Regions from separate parts of the Homo sapiens genome. Here region 2 is linked to region 1. A link is a loop called in an ENCODE intact Hi-C map of the cell type or tissue named here. Cell type or tissue: Calu3. All regions are shown on one strand.

Region 1 (2,500 bases):
TCTTTTACAAGGGGCAGTAGATGCCTTTGCTCTTGAGGAAGACACAATCTCTATCTTCCAAGGCTTGCTATACAAATATCTTTGAAAAACAGTCTAGATTTAGAATAAAGACCAGTCTGTCACAAATGCTGTTCACAAAACATGTGGAAACATGAGAAACCCATGGAGAAATGTGTCCCAACCATAGGTTAGGGAAAAATAATTCCCAGGAGAAAGGCCAAGATGACCAAAGAGCAGAAAGAGGAATGTATGGGCAAGTGGTAGGCAGTTAAGTGCCTTGAAGGATGGGGTCAAGAAAAAAGTGGTCAGAAATATAATTGGAGGCCAAAGAAGATCTTTAAAACTTGGGAGAAAGAATCTTAAACCTTTTTTTCTTCTGCACTCGTCTTACTACTAATGATGCCAACAAATTCACCCTTTTATTGGTAGATCTGGGCTCTGATTCACTGAGCAGGAAATCCTTCCAAAGATATCTCTCTTTTAAGGCAAAACTTACTTCCTCCTGTGAGACAGGAGACAGTTTTGTAGGATTTGAGATTGTCCTCCCCTAGTAAAAGTCATGTCCACCTTCCATTGGACGAAAGTGTGGTTGTGAAAAATTGAAACGAGTCTTAGTGGATTATAAACCCATGTACACTTGCTTCTCTTCCTGGGTAATGGCAGTGGGAGACACAATTCAGTCTATAGCATTAGAATTTAATCCTCAATCAATTCCAAAAGGTCTTGATATCCTTATACAGATGAGGAAACTGGCTTAGAGAGGTTCAGTGAGCTGTGCAAAGTCATAAAGTAAAACAGCCGGAGATTGAAACCAATTTCTGGCTTCAAAGCCTGATTTATTTTCAACATCACAGGCTGCCTGGCAGTGGCCATTTGGTAAGACCTCCTGCATATTGAGCACTTACTGAGTGTTAACAACTTTGTCAAGGACTTTACAACATTATTTTTTTAACCCCTCAACAATGAAGAGAAGTATTTTACACTCATTTCACAGGTGAGAAGATGTGACACAGAGAAGTTAAATGACTTACTAAAGAGCACAGTTAGGAACTAGAATGATCAAAAATTCAAATCCAGATTAATCTTATTTCAATGCCAGTATTTTTGTTCTGTTTCTCTACAGTGCATTCTTGGGATTGGTCAATTACTTACTAATCAATAATTTAATAGGAATGCATTATTAACCGGAGTGTTCAGACTTTCTGAAACCATGAAAATTTCCTAAGATGGGAAAAACATCCACAGAAGATTGATCAAACTGTAAAGTTTTAATATATATAAAGGTAAATGACATCAAAATCAAGTTTATGTTGGTTTGTGTCTGAAATTTCATATTAAAGGGAAGCCATTATGAATTGTAATCATATGGAAGAAATATTACATTTCTGTTGGGCCCTGCGGGTAGGAGAGTTTCAGTGAAATGTCTTTTGTTTCAAAGTTGTAGCTGGTCTAGCTAAAGTTATGTTTTCCACCCAAAGGTGGCAGCACACGTATTATTGGTTTTTGGTGCGCTTTTGATTACATTTAACGTAATGGAGTCTTTGAGAGCTTCAAGGCACCTTAAACATCATCTAGAACAGCCATGTCATTTTGAATCTGGGGAAACTGAGGCTGAGAAAGATTCTGTGACCGGCCCAGTATCTTACACCTTTTTAGAGCCACAGCCCAAGCAGAATCTAAGTTACCTGACTCAGATCTATGTTCACTAAAGTGAGCTCTTATCGACTTTCTAACAAATTCACAGCTGAGAGGTGAAGATGAGAGGGTAAACTCCATTTATGGAGGAAACAAAGAAAGGAAGAAGAAGGAGAAAAGAAAAAGAAAGACAGGCATTGGACTCAGGAAAAAAATACTTGATGTAAATATAAAGTCTTGAAGCATGCTATGACTTCATAAAAACTTCAAAAGCCCAACTGCAGTTGCAAAATAAATGGTGTGTTCTAGGGAGCAGTCTGGAATCCCACGCTGTATACAACATCCAGTCTACTGGGGCCAGATATACCAAGTCAGCAGCATCTGGGACCTTGTTAGAAATGTTAAGATTTCAGCCCTCTTTTCTCCAGAATTGCAGAATCAGAATCTGCATTTTATAAGATTCCAGGGAGATTGATTCATTGGCACATTAAGATTGGAGAAACACTGGTCTAGAGTCTAGGTTCTAGACTACAGCATGGTTCTTAAAAGGGTGGTCGCTGAACTAGCAGCCTCAGAATCTCCTGGGAACTTGTTAGAAATGCAAATTATCAAGCCCCAGTGCTGGCCAACTCTGGGTGAGGCCCAGCAATCTGTTACAGGTGATTCCTGTAATTCCTCCAAGTGATTCTGCTGCACTATAAAGCTAAAGTTGGAGAAGCACTACTCTGAACTTTGCTGACTAGTTTTTGCCCCAAGAAGGCTGCATCTCTGCTAAACTCTGCTAAACTTTCTCTGAATTGTTGTCTACCTCAGATGTCATCTCCCTCTTCCTTCCTTCTGCATGACTGAATGGTTTACAGCAGAC
Region 2 (2,500 bases), 130 kb after region 1:
GCCAGTCTCCACCATGACTGACTTGAAGCTGCCAGTGCGCTATCACTGAGTGCAGAGTAGGGAGGCGATGTGCAGAAGCACGCTGTTATGTTCCCATCATATGGACCTCAAGAAACAGGAGCAAAAATAATTCTAAGTGATGATCACCTTTGTTTTTTAAACATAATTTAACTAATTGAAAGTTTATATAATGTAATTTTTTAACAATGGCTGTGTTTAACAACTTGCTTGCAAAAGTCCTGAAAAATTAACAATTGGCTTTTACCAGTGGGTATAACCTGGCTTCTGCAAAGGACCGTGACGTTAATGCACCCTTAGCTGGCTCTCCTCCCTTCCGTGCCCCACTTCCCCACTTTCTCACCATGCTTCCTGACATCACCTCCCAAATCAACTAACTCTTTGCATCAGGGTCTTTTTTTGTGTGAACCCAAACTAGGCAGAGACCAAGAAATCTTTAGCACATACCAAAATTTTAGATGATTTCTTTATGAAAACTGGGAAGCAGCCGTTCTATGGTGTCAGTAAGAAATAATAATAGCTAGTATTTATTAAGTACTTTGTGCTGAAAACTGAGCCAAACTCCTTCCATGGACGTGGCCCAGAAACAAACCATATGACATAAGAGCTCTCATTACCCTTATTTCACAGATGAGAAAACTGAGATTTACAGTCATAGAGCCACGTGTCCAAAGTCATCAAATTAGCAAGTGTCGGAATAGGTGTATATGCAGGTAGTTTATTGTAGATCTGTGTTTTAGGCACGGGGTAAGTTTAGCATCCATTTAGGAGACACAAGGAGCGAGTGTGGCTGGAACCTGGAAATCATAAGGCAAACCTGTTTGCTTGACAGTGGGTGGCTGAGATGCCAAATCTGCAGAGCAGGAAGGTGTACTCGTATCAGTTTGGCCATTCTGCCCACTGTGTGAGTTAGAAGCAACACTTTTCCCAGGGAGTCTGTGTTTAATGTATAAATAAATAATCCAAATATAAATTGCAATCTCACAGCGCCCCCCTCCTTTTTCCACTTTGTGATATAAAAAGCATGTACAAACATATGCTTCTGCTGGATTTTTCTTTGTGGTGACCTCTCTGTGAAGACACTTTGAAACAACAGCTCATGGTCTGTTTTATGGCCTGGACCTCTGGTTTGTCATTTACAAAGTACAGAAATATTCCACGTGTGGTTGAAGGTGGTGCCAGTACAGATAGGAAGCTTTATTCTGTGGCTGCTGAGGTTATGCATGAATGAAGGACTGGGGTCCAAAAACAAGCTCAGGGCTCTGCACAGGAGAGGTGACCATTTCCATTCAGTACCGAATTAGATTGAACTGCAGCCACAAGGAAGGCCAGTGACAGGTTGCTTTTAATAAGTGTCCTGAAAAGGGACTATTGTGCTCCCTCCCACACTACCTCCTGGCTCTTAGGTTATTGCCATTATAATTAGTATTAATTATAATGCTATGGCACTTTAAATGCCAATTGCAGTTTGTGACTTAAATAAAAGAAAACGATAAAACCACACACATTAAAGTAATCAGAAGGATTTTTAATTTGGTAAAGGAGCAAGCTTTCTCTTTATTGAGGTTCTAGATCTCTGCTGCAATTGCTACAACAGCAGGAAACAAACCAGCAAAGGAACAAACAAAAACTTAAGGCATTCCCTTTTCTCCTTGTGAACCTTTATACTAAGAAGTAGATAATAGCATTTTATTTATGGTAGAAGTACAAGGCCAGATGATGCATTCTTTTGGAGGGCTTTTCTTGATGAATTCAGTTTAAAAATCTGAGCAGACAGCAATATTATGATCTGAATACAGAAGTGTTCATGCCAGGTGGAGGTTCAAGGTACGGTTTCTGAATGTGTGAATGATGCCTACAGCTTGCCACCTCTCAGCTAGTCTTTGAATATTAACTCTTCAAACCTAGGAAAAGTTTCCCAGATAACTAAATGACCTTTGCATATTTGAGAAGCAAAGTGGTAATAATTGAACTGAACTGCACTGAATTGTATTGAATATGAAGTCTAACAGTAGCAAGTAGAGAAAACAATTATATTCTAAAGGTTTTCAAAATTTACTGTGCAATTTCATAACTTTTTTATTACTGTGGACTCAAATAACCTCTAATAAAAATATGGCAATCATAGATTTTCCCTTTCTCAAGGCACCTGCATTCCCGAGAAGAAAGTGCATTCTTTTCTCTATTTCTGTTCTGATTAGTACAGTACTCAATGAAAAGATGAAAAAAAAGCATGTTCCTAAATTTATGGGGGATAAAAATCAAAGTTCACTAGGACACATTTTGTTGTTTCTCTATTATCTTCTCTGTTTACACATGTTTAGTAAAAAATCAGACTCTATCACACATGGGGAGGGCCAGGACTAGGTGAGGTCAATTAGGTGCCTAGGTGTTAAGAAGACCCTTGCTTTTGGGGTCATGCAGGTGTTTGATCCAGCGTTGAAGACCCCAGAGCCTACAGGACAGGTTTACTTCCCTGTAG

Evidence for each region. Peaks named below come from ENCODE experiments on the same cell type or tissue, not always from the same donor. Only the 100,000 strongest peaks of a DNase experiment are listed, where the experiment ranks them.
Region 2: a loop joins it to region 1, with 9 times the contacts of the local background. A loop is called at or near these places in 3 of 110 quality-filtered maps.

Annotation. Positions count from the first base shown.
Region 1 is chr9:75,854,695-75,857,194 of GRCh38, reverse strand. The region is part of intron 1 of LOC105376091 (a long non-coding RNA gene); the gene reads right to left. Among named protein-coding and RNA genes, the nearest start is that of PCSK5, 35 kb to the left of the region's middle. In Calu3, no CTCF peak of the experiment used is centred here; a DNase peak (open chromatin) is centred at 1,484.
Region 2 is chr9:75,727,979-75,730,478 of GRCh38, reverse strand. No RefSeq gene overlaps it. Among named protein-coding and RNA genes, the nearest start is that of PCSK5, 160 kb to the left of the region's middle. In Calu3, no CTCF peak of the experiment used is centred here; no DNase peak of the experiment used is centred here.